Linked DNA regions of Homo sapiens: region 2 is linked to region 1. A link is a loop called in an ENCODE intact Hi-C map of the cell type or tissue named here. Cell type or tissue: heart left ventricle. All regions are shown on one strand. Links, peaks and the distances in the headings refer to the core of each region. The heading gives the core; the rest is flanking DNA.

The links. A loop is a pair of places that touch in the nucleus more often than their neighbours do. Peaks named below come from ENCODE experiments on the same cell type or tissue, not always from the same donor. Only the 100,000 strongest peaks of a DNase experiment are listed, where the experiment ranks them.
Region 2: it touches region 1 in a loop (2.8-fold over the local background); 25 of 110 quality-filtered maps call a loop at or near these places.

The regions. Positions count from the first base shown.
Region 1 is chr15:85,481,963-85,490,296 of GRCh38, reverse strand. AKAP13 (A-kinase anchoring protein 13) reads right to left here. Exons shown (of 37, transcript NM_007200.5): 2 at 4,544-4,587. The coding sequence starts at 4,576. Among named protein-coding and RNA genes, the nearest start is that of AKAP13, 110 kb to the right of the region's middle. In heart left ventricle, for the core only: a CTCF peak has its summit at 4,161 (motif pointing left); no DNase peak of the experiment used is centred there; H3K27ac peaks cover 496 bases.
Region 2 is chr15:85,685,178-85,693,511 of GRCh38, reverse strand. AKAP13 (A-kinase anchoring protein 13) reads right to left here. Exons shown (of 37, transcript NM_007200.5): 17 at 61-235. Among named protein-coding and RNA genes, the nearest start is that of LINC02883, 69 kb to the left of the region's middle. RefSeq lists enhancers at 243-292, 733-782, 1,723-1,812, 1,963-2,012, 5,606-5,915. In heart left ventricle, for the core only: no CTCF peak of the experiment used is centred there; a DNase peak (open chromatin) is centred at 3,542; H3K4me3 peaks cover 1,307 bases; H3K27ac peaks cover 2,949 bases.

The sequences.
Region 1 (8,334 bases), core at 66-8,065:
ACACTCAAGTTCTCAATCAACTGTCATTCATGGTTCTCTTTCACTCCCTATAGTCTAATAAAGCATTTGGCCCTGCTGTTTCTTTTGAAATATTTCTTGCATCTGCCACTGCCTCTCCATCTTTCCTCTCTCTAAACAATCCAGGCCCTCATACCAAGAAGGATACTACTAAGCTACTCAGAGTTTTTAGCACTACCACTAAATGGAACTGAAAATGCAATTCTTATGAATTCATCTGGCAATAATCATTACTTTTGTGGCGACTGTGAGAAAAACCCGACTTAGTGATGTAACTAGCTTGCCTAACATAAAGGTTGTACTCATGCAATCAGAGCTAACAGACAGGAAAACCAAGGCATAGCCATATTGAGCTACTGGTCTCCAAAGTTTCAGGCCAGGGTCCTGCACATTTTATGGTGAACATTTCATTGAAAATAATTCATTAAAAGAGCTTAATTGAAACATCCAACAGTACTGCCACCTGTACACTTTGGAACCTTCCTTACATTTTTAACTATTGCAACGTATTCTGGACACATCTTTATTCAAAGTCTGATTAAAATATTTATTTGGAGTCCAGCCTATTTGTCTTAACTGACAGATAAAAGTTCTTCTCCGGGTACAGTGTTTTTCCTTATTTAGCAGCAATATTCTCCCTTCTAATGATGATACTCACCCCTGGCAGATCCCAAATATGATCTAAATGAAAATCTTCACAGTCTTTGTTCTCTTGCTTATTTCTTTGTCCAGGTGCAGAGAACTTCCCCCACCACCCTGCTCAATGAGCCATCATAAAACAGCTACTTTTCCTCACCAAAACAGCATAAATCCCTGCAACTTGACTCAGTTCACTGAGAATCCAATACACTGTTACTCTCCTTTTAAAAAGGAGATAACATATTGCCCCATTAAGTATTACTGTTGATGGACATACTTGAATCCTGAAGTTTAAAGAAGTATTCTTCAGTAGAGCCTGCTCAAGTCAATTAAACACAAACATATACAAAGCACTTAGTGTATTAACTATGTTACTCAGAACTGAGCTGTGCTTCCCTAACAGAATGAAACTTTTTAAAGCTTAACAAGGTTTACAGTGGTTTCTATGACTTAAGTCCAGAAAACAAAGGTTCAATTCACAATTTACCACCAATTAGCTGTGCCATCTTATCACAACATCTTCAGACCTCGTTTCCTCATGTCTAAAAGGGAGAGGTTGAAGCATATATTAGCTAAAGTATTTACTAACTCTAAAGTTCTCAGGCTCCATGATGGCAAGATCAGAGAGTTTCTAACTGACCTAACTGCATTTATCCTTTCCTTCCCAAGTATCCTTTATCACTAATTTTCTCAAACTACTACTCTATTAGTTTTCTACTGCTGTTACAAAAAATTATCACAAACTCAGTGGCTTAAGACAACATAAATTTATTATCATATATCATTTCTGGAAGTCAGAAGTCCAAAATGACTTTCACTTGTTTAAAAATCAAGGTGCCAGCAGGGCTGTGTTCCTTCTAGAGTCTCTATGTGGAGAAAGTGTTCTTTTGCTATTTCCAGCTTCTAGAGCTGCATTCCGTAGCTCATGGGCTCCTTCCTCCATGTTCTAAGCCAGCAGTGTAGCATCTTCAAATCTCTGACCACTGACTCTCCTGATACTCCCTCTCACTCATGAGAACTCCTGTAATTACAACGGGAAGCTCAGATATTTCAGAATAAGCTCCCATCTTAAGATCCTCAACTTAATCAAGTATGAAAAGTTCTTTTTGCCATGTAAGGTAAATATTCACAGGTTCTAGGGATTAAGAAGTGAATAAATTTGGGGAAGCCATCCTTCTGTATAACACAACTACTTATTTACAACTGTTCCCTAACCAAAAACCTTTAATACTCAAAACCAGACAAAGACATCACAAGAAAGCTATAGAACATATCTCTATGTATAGACACAAGAGTCCTCAAAATACTTTCAAAACAAATCCAACAACATATAAAAAAGATTGTGCAGCATTATCAAATGATACTTACCTCAGAAATGCCAGGTTGCCTTAACATTAAAAATTCAACCAAGGTAGCCTGGCAACACAGCAAGACCTTATCTCTAAAAATTAAAACAGGCCAGGCAGGATGGCTCATACTGTAATCCCAGCACTTTGGGAGGCCGAGGTGGAAGGATCACTTGAGCCCAACCTGGGCAGCATAGTCAGATCTCGTCTCTACAAAAAATAAATACAAATAGCTGGGCATGGGTGCACATGCCTGTGGTTCCAGCTACTCAGGAGGCTGAGGTGGGAAGAGCATTTGAGCCTGGGAGATCGCAGCTACAGTGAGTCATGGTCGCGCCACTGCACTCCAGCCTGGGTGACAGAGCAAGACCTTGTCTCAATAAATACATAAATAAATAGCCAGGCATGATGGCGCACACCTGTAGTCCTAGCTACTCAGGAGGCTGAGGTGGGATGATCCCTTGATCCCAGGAGTTCCACGATGCTGTGAGCTATGATCATGTCACTGCACTCCAGGCTGGGTGACAGAGCAAGACCTTGTCTCAATAAATACATAAATAAATAGCCAGGCATGGTGGCGCACATCTGTAGTCCTAGCTACTCAGGAGGTTGAGGTGGGATGATCCCTTGATCCCAGGAGTTCCACGATGCTGTGAGCTATGATCATGTCACTGCACTCCAGCCTGGGTGACAGAGCAAGGCCCCATCTCCATAAATAAATAAAAACTATTTAATTGAGTCAATGTAATATATCACATTAATGAAAGGAAAAAAACCTACATGGCCATCTCAACACAGAAAGATCACCTGACAAAATCCAACATGTTTTCATCATAAAAATAGTCAAACTAGGAATAGAAGGGAATGTCCTCATTTAACAAAAGATTCCTGTGAAAAACCCACACCTAACAACATCATACTTACTGGTGAAAGCTTGGATGCTTTCTCTTTAAGATCAGGAAAAGACAAGGATGTTTGCGCTCACCACTTCTATTCAATGTTGTACCAGACATGCTTCTCAGGGCAATTAGGCAAGAAAAAGAAATAAAACGCATCCAGATTGGAAAGGAAGAAAACGATCTCTGATCACTTGATCCTGTACAGAGAAAATCCTAAGGCATCCACTTAAAAACTGTGGCCAAACAAGTTAGATTATAGTTTGTAACTCATCTCTGACACAAGGCTATAGTTTCAGGGATCAGTACACAAAAATCAACAGTATTTCTATATATAAGCAATGAACAATCAAAAACTGAACAATTGGCCAGGTGCTGTGGCTCACGCCTGTAATCCCAGCACTTTGGGAGCTGGGTGGATCACGAGGTGAGGAGTTCGAGACCACCCTGGCAAACATGGTAAAACCCTGTCTCTACTAAAAATACAAAAAATTAGCCAGGAGTGGTGGCAGGCACCTATAGTCCCAGCTACTTGGGAGGCTGAGGCAGGAGACTGGCGTGAACCTGGGAGGCGGAGCTCGCAGTGAGCCAAGATCGCGCCACTGCACTCCAGCCTGGGCAACAGAGCCAGACTCCATCCAAAAAAAAAAAAAAAAAAGAACTGAACAATTAAGATAACAAAATTAACAATACCATCAAAATGAATAAAACCATAAGCAACAAATTTCAAGGAAGTACCAAGTTTATACAGTGAAAACTACCAAACACTGTTGAAAGAAATCAAAAACAACCTAAATGAAAGGAATCGACTTCAGAGTCCAGAAAAAATTCCTCACACTTCTGATCAATTTCAACAAGGATGCCCAAGACAATTCAATGGGAGAAAGAACAGTCTTTTCAACAAATGGTGCTGGAACAACTGGAGATCCACATGCAAAAGAAAAAAGTTGGACTCTTCCCTTACAAAATACACAAAAATGAACTCTCACATTACATACCTAAATGTAAGAGCTAACTAAACCTATACAATTCCTAGATGAAAACATAGGAATAAATCTCTGTGACTTTAGGTTATGCAAAGAATTCTTCTTAGATATGATGCCAAAAAAAAAAGCAACAACAAAACATTATCAAAACTGAAAATTTTTGTGCTTGAAAGGATAGCATCAAGAAAGTGAAATGACAACCCACTGAATGAGGGAAGTCCCTCACTTTAGGGAGATGAGTCCTAAAGAAAACAGTACTCTTGCCAATGACATAGTGCCACCTAGTGGCAACATAAGGTAAATCACAGTGGCAGTAGGAGGATCTCCACACTACTTTTACAGGAATGCACTGCAGGTAAAAAATAAGAAGCTACAGTACTGTTTGGCAGGACAATTTGTTTCATACATGCATACTATTACCCTGACTAAATTAACTCTCAAGTCTTACAGGTATTATTTGTTTTCATTTCCATGCACAGATTAGCCATTTAGTATTTACTAAATCAAACTCAATTTCTGAAGTGTCTTACACCAATATATTCATGGACATATGGTTAAAATTTTCCTTGAGGATCTATCATGTGAGAGTGTGGCTTATTATAACAAGTAAGCAGAACAGATAAACACAAAATAATAAGAAATCTCATGATTTACTCACATATAAGGGAGCTTGCTGTGGATTAAGTTTCATGACCCAGGACACTGAAACAGAAATGGAATAAATGAGAATAAAATTAAAAGTTGTCACCGAAAATATATAAGCCACCTAAAGTCCTAGGTGTCAAGCATAGCTCTGTGAGTACAATCCCGTGCCCGAGATTACCATATGCCCAGCTGTATGCTATACACTAAGAGATTTAGGAAGGAAGCGGGGTCAGGAATTGATCCCAGACTCAATCTTTTCAAGTGGGGAAGAAAGATCTTCCGATTGAAAAATAAAGACAAAAGGCTTCACTGTCACAGAAGTTTCAACAACCAACAGGATATTTAAAACAGTTATCAAAGCAAAACCATTGTATGTTCACTTACATTTTTACGTAGTCCCTCAAACTCACAAAATGCTGTTTACTCAGGGACTTCTTGCAGTCTTACTAGGGAGCCTGGAAAGTGAGGGGAGGATTGCAAGGGACCACTAGAACTCTCTTCCTCAATTCCCCTTCTCTGAGAAGGGAGGCTACAGCTTGCCTCTCTAACCACTAAAAGGCATGACCCTCCTCAAAGTTAATAGCTGGATTCCCTGATTGTTATGTTCACTAAATGAATTCTCATAAAAATCTCATTAAGATTTAGAGAAGGCTTCCAGGGTTGAATTCCTGAACATTAAGAATAGCATGTTCTTAAAAGTTTAACTTGGTGATTGGACCAGGACTTCATCTAGGCTATAAATGCTCAGAAGGGTAGGTCCTTTACCAAACACCCTGAGTTTGAGTATAAAGTGATCTCAATCTCTTAAGAGTCAGAGAAACAGAACCAAGTGACTTTACTATAATTTGATCTGAGGAAGTTTCTTACTCACAATAGGTAAATGAAGGCACATACTAACCAGCAAAATAACAGTATAAAGTGTCATTCATACATGCAAAAACACAGACAAAATAACAAACTTTGTATTCTAACAAATCACAAAAGCCTCACTGAAATTGAAATGACCAACTGTTGGGACTGAAAAGCAATGCCTTGGTAGCCTAGCCATGCCTAACTCAAATAACAGAACCATCTCGATATTACAATCCTCACAGATCAAGTTGTGTATGTCTCGGATCAAGACTTCACCAAAAGGCAGTTAACACACACTTAGAGGGAAAAAAATCTACATCAGCCTCCTAAATGCAATCATCTCCACACCAGTTGCAGGCCCCAAGCTTCAACGTGTTCTGCTGGACAACGCAGTAGAAAACTGACAAGCAAGTGGCTTTCCCACACTGACTGAACCACCTCCATGCCCATGCCCATTCATTCTCTGGTCCACCCCATGCGCTATAACAGACCTCCTGGCTCAGGGCACTCTTTCCTTCCTGACTATCTTCACTTAATGACTTTGTACTTTTAGGTGCAAAAATTATCTGCAGAAATCCACACTGAAAACCAAGCTTGAGAAAGGCAGCAATAACCAACCAACATTTTTAGAAGAACAAAGTCAATTTCAAGCCCATCAGATTCAAACAGCAAGCATGGATGAAAATGAAAGATTGAAAGGCTTGAGTGCCTTCTTAATGTATTAAATATCCATTTAATTTACAATTAAGCTCACTGTGCTCACTGGCCTTTTAATCAGCTTTCCAGGGCCTGCTCAGACTTGCCTAGGACATGGGAATGAAAGAACCTATAAATTTATGGACCAATCTACCTTAACTAACTTGTCAAGTGTTCCTGCATCAAGCAGAAGAAATATCAGTGAAATTTATACAGGAATTAACACCTTGTTAAGCCACAAAAATTAAAAGAGTGTCGTCCAATCTTGTAGCTTCCCTGGGCCACGCTGGAAGAAGAAGAATTGTGTTGCGCCACACATAAAATATACTAACACTAATAATAGCTGATAAGCTTTAAAAAAAATTGCAAAAAAAGAAAATTTCATAATTTTTTTGTTTGTTTGTTTTTGAGATGGAGTCTCGCTCTGTCGCCCAGGCTAGAGCGCAGTGGCACAATCTTGGCTCACTGCAACCTCTGCCTTCTGGGTTCAAGCAATTCTCCTGCCTCAGCCTCTCGAGTAGCTGAGATTACAGGCACCCGCCACAACACCCAGCTGATTTTTTGGTGTTTTTTTTTTTTTTTTTTTGAGACGGAGTCTCGCTCTGTCGCCCAGGCCGGACTGCGGACTGCAGTGGCGCAATCTCGGCTCACTGCAAGCTCCGCTTCCCGGGTTCACGCCATTATCCTGCCTCAGCCTCCCCAGTAGCTGGGACTACAGGCGCCCGCCACCGCAACCGGCTAATTTTTTGTATATTTAGTAGAGACGGGGTTTCACCTTGTTAGCCAGGATGGTCTCGATCTCCTGACCTCATGATCCACCCGCCTCGGCCTCCCAAAGTGCTGGGATTACAGGCGTAAGCCACCATGCCCAGCCAATGTTTTAAGACAGTTTACGAATTTGTGTTGGGCCACATTCAAAGCCTTCACAGGCTGCATGCAGCCTGCAGGCCACGGTTTGGACAAGCCTGGATTAGAGAAATCTACAGAGACAAACTAGTGACTTAGCAGCCCTCTGATGTTTCGTGATTTGCAAGAAACTTCGGATGACTATGTGTAAAGACCACAAACATCAATTTAACTGAATGGTTCCCGCCACACTGGAATGAGGAAGCTGAGCAAACTTAGAGGGCTCTAAGAAAGGGCTGATGTCATCTGAACTGTTCGGAATTATAAACTCCTCTAAACATGTTTCAAAACCAGAACTCGTAAGAGTTGTTCTGATACAAGGATTAAAAGAGGGATGACAAAGTGTCTGTCCCTCACACTGGTCAAAGGGACAGGTCATTGTTATGCTGGCAACACAGGCTGCTGAAAAGAATGTATCTGTCAAAAGTAATCAAAGTAATGACCCCAGAAGGCTCCAGAAACAGACTGGTAAATTCAGGTTGCTTTCAGACTTCCACAATGCTGGCACACAACGGGAAAGACAAAACTAACATTTACAGAGCATTATATTTGATATTACATTTAATCCCCACTAAAAAGATACTATTTCCCCTATTTCACTAGTGAAAAAAATTGATCTTTCAAAGGTTAAATCATTTAACACCAAGGTCAAAGGGTAAGTTGGAGAGACCAGATTCAAACCCAGTCTGACGTTAAAACGTGTGTTTTTCCCCCCACATCGTAAGAGGATCTCCTGCTAATGACCTCAAATCTAAAAACTGACTTGCCCTATACCTCGAGCCCCATCCTACAAACTCTCCCTGACATTGTTAATTCAGCTGTCATTGTGCACCTACAATGTGCCAGACACCATACTCCTCAAGACTCTGTAGGCACAGAAGGAACAGACAAAAATCCCTACCTTCATAGATATTATTCTAGGGGTAACACAGGTAAATAAAACATTAAAATAAATAGTTTTCACACAGTAACAAATTCTATAGAGAAAAATAAAACAGAAGAAGGAATAGCAAATGAGGGAGATGCCCTTTAAAACATGGTGCTGAGGGAAGGCCTCCCTGAGAAGATATCATTTACCCCAAAAATAAAAAAGCAAGTAATAGAAATAACAGCTAAAAGGTGTTCTAGACACTTAAACCTGCCACAACATTGAGAACTCAGGGTTCTGATGCAAAACCTCGCTGCATATAATGCATTAACTTATTTTATACATTTAAACAAACTCTACTTAAGAACTGAGTTCTAAAGGGAGGAGCATATTACAGGAAGGCAGTTTTTGGTCAGAGTAAACACACTTAAAAACTAAACCTACTGAAAGACCAAGAACAACTGAAAGTCTTTGCTTTGTCA
Region 2 (8,334 bases), core at 222-8,221, 200 kb before region 1:
AATGAGCTTTCTTGAGCCAAGAGAGTTCCATCTTACGAGAGGAAGAAGCATGTCTCTTACTTGCACAAGTATAGGCATCTTTGTTGGTGAAGGGCTTCATACACTGGCTACAGCTGATGGGACCCACAACAGGAATGGAACTGAAAGTGTGCCCGTTGACAGTCTTCTTATCTTTCTCCTTGTCTTTAGAATCTTTCTCCTTCTCCTTAATCTTATCTTTTTCTTTTTCCTTTTCCTGCCGAAGAAAAGAAAATAATCCACAGTTAATTGAACACTGGAGGGCTTTCTCCTTACCTGGGCACCCAGATGGCATGTGGTTAACAACAGCTGGTGACTATTTTGGAAAGGAGTGAGAAACAAAGTTCTGGGCAAAGTGTTTTGTTTTGTTTTTTTAAATTAAGGCGTTGGCACGCAAGCTACATTAGAAAATTCACACGAAAACTGGGCAGGCGGAACAGTTCTGGCAGTGGCTTATTCATTGGTTACTTCTACCAACAGACACAATACCCAAGGACCAGCACTGCAAGGAGGCTTCTGACACCTCAGTACAGCCCTTCCTCAGCAAGCTACAGCACAGTCCACACAGGAAGAGAGTCATGGGTTTAGGGCCAGCTTTAGGCAGAGGGCAGAAAAAAGGGTGGCAGCAATTCTGGGATCAGCCTGAGGGAAAAAAAGATGCCTGGGTGGCATGAAAAATTACCGAGGCTCCTCTCTTTCTCACATCAATTGCATATCCCTAAGTGACGGAGTATGTATAAAGTCTCCTCCTTTACTCTAGTTAGAAATATTAAATATGCCCCACATATACATTTTCAGTTTCTGCTAATTAGAATTTTAAGGTTTGTAAATATTAACTTTGCCCTAATTTTCAAACCGGCAAGAGGAGACTGATAAGAAGGGGAGGCTGGAAAACCGTACAGTGGTTAAGAATACGGACGATGGTACCAGACCTCGGTTCAGATTCAGGTACTACTACCACTACTACCACTACTGCCACCACCACCACCACCACCATCACCACCACCACCACTACTACTACTCAGTAATAGCGTGACCCTAGGTAAATTATTTCTCTGAGCCTTAGTTTTCTCATTTGTCAAATGGGAGTAATCACAAAAGTACCCATCTCATATGTTTTTTAAAACATATGACAATTAGGTGAGATAATACATTTCTAAAGCATTTTGCACAGTGCCTGGCACACAGTGAATACACAATAATGCTTAGCAATATTATTAATTACTCATAATTTACTGGAAATGAGTTTCATTAGCTCATTATTCTCCTAAGCCAACACAGAAAGGTATTGCTTGCAGTAAGGGAAAGGAAGTTTTGATGTGAGCAGGGAAGATAGAAGAAATTGGGGAGTGGCTAAAGGACAACGGTGCAGGGCAGGGAGGATAGGAGAATGCACGGATGACAGGAAGGAGCCTTGTTAATAATTTTTCTCAAAAACCACCTTTGTTGTTCCTCAAGCTAGATACCAACAGGGTCACTTCCTTTAAAAAAATGGGGTTCCAGGGAAAGGAAGTCCCAAGGCTTAGTAGCTCACTCCTCTACCCTGAGTACCTAGGGGTGCAGGAAGGCAGGAAAAGCAGGCAGTGTCCCTAGGTTGGAAAGATAAGCTTCCTACGCCGTGCTCTCTGACCTCTTTTGTGAAGCTCCTTTCTTTCCTGTGGTCTTCCCTCACTTGTCAGAGTGGCAACAGAAACTGATACTCATCTTGTGCTTCCTGTGTGCCCAGCCACTGCCCAGGTGCTTCTACTTACTGAGCAGGCCAAAACCGGGCTAGGTACAAAGCACAGGGGACACCAGCAAATGAGACATGAGACTGGGTGAACAGTGGGGGCACTGGGCTGAGAGTCAGGAGCTCTAAGTGCCAGATTAAGTTGGCCATGTCACCTTAAGAATACTGCAGGAATGTCAGAAATGTTCTAGAGACAGACTGAAAGCAGAGGACTCATATGACATCAAGCCTCAATCTAAGAGAGGCTGTTGTCAAAGCTTACACAGTCATGAAGAGGAACGGAAAGGAATTCAAACACTGAAAACTTGAAGAACTACTGATGAGTGGTGGGTCCTTAATGAAATATCTAAAGCAGTCAGGGACATTTCAGGTGGACACCATCCTTAGGAGGCCAGGACCATGGGGATATAACCATGCTCTCCATAAAAGGTCCTTTAGAAGCACTGTTTGGCAGAGTACTTGGCTGGCTTATCAGTATCAATGAAATAATTTCCTTTCAAACCAACTGGACTACAAAGACCTACCATTCACAAGGTAAGAGGTTTTACCTATTGTCAATACCATTGTTATGTCCTAAAAAAATTCCAGGAAAATGGGTGTCCCAAGTCAGTGATCATGACAACTACTAAATGCCTTAACATTTTGAATCAATGTCTTCTACATACATCATTTCGTCTGACTCAATAACTCTGAAGTGGGCAGGGTGAGCATTATGCTTCCCATTTTACAACGTAGAGGATAAAGATAATAAATAACAGCTAAAAATCTGAACAGTTACTACGTGCTAAGCACTGTAGTAAGCAATTTACATGTATTTTCTCACAACAACCCAATGATAATACTAGGTATTATCTCCATTTTACATCTGAAGAGATTGAAGCTTAGAGATGTTTAATAATGCATTTGAGGCCACACGCCAATAACTGCTCAAGCTGAAATTAAGATTCAGATCTGGCTGACTGTAAAGCTCAGCTCTCATACACTGCACTATGCTGCCAGGGACTGGAGAGGTTGGTTGACTTGCAAAAGGTCACACAACAGATGATCAGCACAGTCAAAATGGGAACCCAGGTCTTCTGACTTTCTGTTCAGAACCCAACCACTGTAATGAAATGGTAAATAATTGCTAGATCTATGATTCATGTGAAGTCTTTTGTTAATCAAATACATATAATGAACATCTAAGAGCCAAATTACTACACTTTTGAACTATAAAAAATAATGAGAGAGGAAGGGAGAAAAACTCCTTCACTTTACAAAACAGGAAGCTGTTCTGAGTGAAAATTGGTAATCACTAAAGTACATAAAACTTTAGTAATAATCAACAACTAAATTTGGGTTTTTTCAAATAATTTCTTTCTTTTAACTAAATTTTGCTAAAGGTTTTTCCATGCATAAAATGTTAAATGGAAAAGCATCTGATTTTTTTGCTCAGGAAAGTTAAATTATACTTCAATCGTTTAAAAAATCTTTTTATGGCAACCAGCTTATCCTCTCAAGCCTTGCAATGCTCTTCAAACCTGAATAAATAAGAAATAGCTTCCCTTTGCAACAATCCAAATTAGTTCTTCCCAGGATGGAAACAAAACAAAACAACCAACTCCACTGGCTCTTTCTGTGTTTACTAGAATTTAGTGCTTTAAAGAAGTCAGGCTCTTACCTCCCCATGCTTTGGTCCTATGAATCTCACTGTTATGTGGGGTACTTCATGAAACCGAGCCCATTTTATCGACATGATTCGACCCCCATGCCAGGAAGCGTGCTCTCACAGAAGCGGGGGCGCATGCCGTCAGGGCAGAGCTCAGCAGCTTTGAGCTGCCATTAGTGAAATCGTAAGAGGAAGCCAGAGACTGGCTGAGAAAGGGAAGGAGGGAGGGCTGAGGCTGCTTGTTTCCTTAAGACAGTCTTAACTGTTTGAATGCTGCTGCTAAAGCCAACAACCCTTGTTACAAAGGATACAGGAAATGAAACGAGACCTCACTCCCCCCAAAAACAGTGTGTGTGGACAGTGCTTAAGCAGCAATATAAGAACTCTAGCAAGGTTTGAGGCCAAGTTTTTACACGGGAAGTTAAGGAACACATCTTACCTATTTTAAAATAGACTCCTCATTTTGTAAAATGCAGTGAGTTTCATAAGAAAACTTTTCAGTGAAGTTGCCTGGTGTAAAGTGGTGACTAGTTATTTTCTGAAGTTTGACTTTTCCATGTTTAACAACTGGCAAAATGCTTTAGCTGTGTGCTGGAGAAACAGGCTAACGGTATTTAACAGGGATAGATGCAGGTAACAACTGCACTAGGACACTATCAAAGGTGATTCTTCACTTTTCCAAAAATACCCCTTTATACATGTAATTACAATAAAAAGAACACTCTGGACAACTGTGAAAACATGATATGATCAAACAACTGTCATGTTACAGATCTTTAATCAAAGAAGGAATGAGAATTACATTTAAAATTAAGTCTTTGTAAACACTACTCTAGGAGGCACTTCTGAAAGGCCTATGGGTACAGCTCTTTTTTATACAGACCACAGGACCTAGGAGCTGTAACTGAATGTCCTGTTACAAAGTCATGTAGTATACTTGCAGCTGTGCAGGAATTTAACCTGTGCACTCAAAAATACCTACTTCAAATCAAATAGATTTGTCTAAAACATTTCTAACCACCTCTTGTTTGTCTACAAAGAGGAAAGCTTAGTATTAGGTTGGTGCAAAAGTAACTGTGGTTTAGAAAAAAGAAAACCAGTGTGATAGGATGGTTTGAAGAGGGTCATTCCACACTCCCTTTGTGAACTCGAACACCATGCATATGAGTGTTTAAATACTCTGTAACACGCAAAATTACTTAGCAGGAAACAGCACTATCTCTCAAAGATACTAAGACAAAAGCAGAAACTGCCAGTCTTCCTGCTATACTTCCTGTTTAGCATCCCCTCTCATCTTCCACAAACACATTCAATATATTTATCTAATCTAATCACTTATGCCAGTCGGTGATAATTCTCAAAAGGACATAGGATCAAGGACTCAATTTCTTAAGTTTATATACAAAACCCAGTGATCCAGACAAAATATGTTACCCTCCTAGGAATGTGAACAGTTTACTGCCTACTGGCTTTTGGCTTCTTTGGACATGTTTAAGAACTGTTTATCATCACAATTATACAACTGAATGGAATATATCTAGGTTAATCACTATAACCTATTTTCATAAAGATATATATATCATGCAAAAGGAAAGCAGACATTTTCAAATAATCCTTAGACACTTCTCTAAGAGTTACAGGTGGCATTTTAATATTATATTCGGTAGATGCTTAAATTTTTCCTTTAAAAGATGTAGGTCTAGTTTTATTGTATGGTAGATTAATAAAACAATTGGATCAGACGGTCTCTCACAGCATCTATTTAAAAAATAATTTTTAAAAACTGAAAATTTATCATTTTCACAGAAAAATCAGTGTCAATATCCATAGTAGCACTTTCAATTTGTTAACATTATGGAGAAGTAACATTATTCAATAGTTAAGAACAAGATTAGAGTTAGCATCACTATGTTAAGAAAATTTAATATTCATTAATTTTTATGTTACCATTTAGAAAATACAGTACTTCTGCATGGTAAAATGCTATGCAGATACATAGCAGAGTGAGGGTATTTAACACAAAATATACTGCTTTACTATTTCCCCTATTTCTTTCCTCTCTCTCTCTTTTTTTTTTTTTTTTTTAAGAGACAGGGTCTTGCTCCATTGCCCAGGCTGGAGTGCACACAGCGTACTGCAGCCTTGAACTCCTCGGCTCAAGTGATCCTCTTGCCTCAGCCTCCTGAGTAGCTAGGACTACAGGTGTGTGCCACTACGCCCAGCTAATTTTACAATTTTTTTGTAGAGATGAGGTCTCACTATACTGCCCAGGCTGACCTTGAACTCCTGGTCTCAAGTGATCTTCTCATCTCAGCCTCAAAGTACTGAGATTACAGGTGTGTACCACTGTGCCCCACCCCCACCTTTTAAAAAATCATCTTTTGCTACATTGACAAAAGCCAAGCTGTTCCAATTTTATTTAAAAGTGAGCTAGTAACACCTCACTATAAAAGGTGACTTACAGTTGCCACTAGGGCACTCTAAACACTTGGTAATGGGAAATGGACTACAATTCAGGGTTACAAATTTGTAATTTTTTGAGTTTCCACTGCTAAAGACAGCACGACCCCAAGAGATCAAATCTTGAAGCCAAGTCTGAAAGAGGAACCAATCTCAATTGCAAAAAAGTGTTGTCATTTTGACAAAGGAGATGATCAGAGACAAGAGGTCAACTGATACTAAAAGTTTCTACCAGTGATCACAGATTTCGGTCTAACACAAAATATGTTTTCTCCTGTCCTTTCTGCTCATCTCCTCCTAGCAAACTCCAGTCCTTTCAGATTAAAAAAGTTAAAAGAAAAAAATTACGCTGTATAGTAACATTTTGTTTAAACACAAAATGATGAGTACTACTTCCTGGAAGTCAGATAACAGGAGGTTGTGTGAGGTTGTGTGAGGTTGTGTGACATGAAGCATACATCTCTGTGCCTCAGTTTGTAAAATAAGGAGGCTAGGCTGAGGGCTGAGACTTTTTTAAAGGTCAGGGTCCAGTTTCTAAATTCCATCTTACGTTGTTTTTTTTCCTATCATGTGTATGTTTTACCTTATCCATGAGATGAGTGGTACATTCACTGCTCTGTCCTAAAACTCCATGACATTGGGGAGATGGCTAGAAAGGGGGAATCTCCACTTATTTATTGGTCTTCCACGAAAAGCTTGTTTGAAGACAAGATTCAGTAGTTTTAAAGCAAAATAAAAAACAATGAAAACATTTTGAATTCATCCAAACTAGATCATAAAGTTTTTCAAGGTCAGGACTATGAGCTTTAGTTCTCTTAGGTGCCTGTTAACACCTAGTGGAATGCTAAGACTATACAAAGCATTTAATAATACTTGGCTAATTTATATTGCTCTGTCCAAGGGGATTTTCTTTTGTTGATACCAACTAGTATCCAAGCCGGCAGTGGTAAGTAAAAAAGGTAAGGCTCTATTTTAAGCCTGGCTGCCAATATGTAAATACGTAGAATACTGGTAAAGCAGTATTCTTTGACCTTCATTTTTTTTTTTTTTGGAATTATAAAACAAGGCTGAGTCTGAAGTTAAATGTGTGATTATGCTAGAAATAATTTGCTAGACTCTTTGCATCTCTCCCTGATTGCCTACTTTCTCTCCATTCTGTACTTGCACAGGAGAAATGAAAACACAATTCTTGTGGCACGTTTGGTGGAAAAATTTCTTTGAATGTATTTGCTAAACCAAGAGATCTTACAAAACATGGTAAAATACTTTGGCTATATTTCCATCAGCCCACTGAAGTGAGGGCTTGAGAAGCTTAGTGCACCTTGTTTTGTGAGGGAGGAGGCAATGCCCTTTTATGACAATATTCTTGAATTCAATGTTTGTTTATTCCCTTACTTCTAAATATGCATGTATCTACGTGTGTATATATCTGTATGTACATGTATATACCACACACACACACACATGCATGCACGTGCACACACACACATACACACACACACACACACACAGTGATTCCTTGCAAGAGTTCCTTAACTGATTTCAAATTTTTATTTACTTATGTCTTTATTTTGTTAGAGGGTGTTGTGGGTAGATGAACAGGGTGTGAGAGGCGAAAAGTTTTTCCCCACGGACTTGAAATGGAATCAGTTTTGGTTTAGCACTGGGAATCAGTATAAGAAAGTGAACTTCTTTTCTCCCTTTCTTTTGAAAATACATTTTTAAAAAAGATTAGAAATATATAAACCAAAACATTAAGTGTAGTTATCTCTAAGCGGGGTTATTCCAGGAGATTTTCATTCTTTTACTTTTAGATTTTGAAGATTTCCATAATGAGCATGTGAAAAATAATTAGATAAAAAATGTTACTTTAGGCTGGGCACGGTGGATCACACCCAGGGCTTCGGAAGCCTGCAGCGAGAAGAGTGTTTGAGGTAAGGCATTAGACCGGCCTAGACACAACAGCAAGACTTCATCTTTACAAACAAATTTAAACATAGCTCAGCACGATGGCACAACATGACTGTAGCCCTGGCTACTCGGGAGGCTACGGTGCGAGGCAGGAAACTGCTTAAGCCTGGCAGTTCAAGACTGCAGTGAGCTATGGTCACGCCACTGTGCTCCAGCCTGGGTGATACAGTGGAGCCTTACACACACACACACACAGACACACACACACACACACACACACACACGGTTTAAACATTTATTTAATCTCTTAATCACTAAGAGAATATATTCCAAATGCTCCTAATTAGAAATAGATCTAAGAAATCATATTAGTCTTAAAAGTTCTTGTAATCTTCTGTGGGATAATCCTTCCCTCTAAAGCCAAATATAAATATTTTCAATCCTTTGATCTTTGCATAAAATCCTTCTGTTGCATTTAAACTGATATTACAGATTTAAGCACTGTGGTTTAAGAGTATGGGATTTGAAACCAAAGAGATCTGGTTTGAACTACTTCTTCACATTAGAG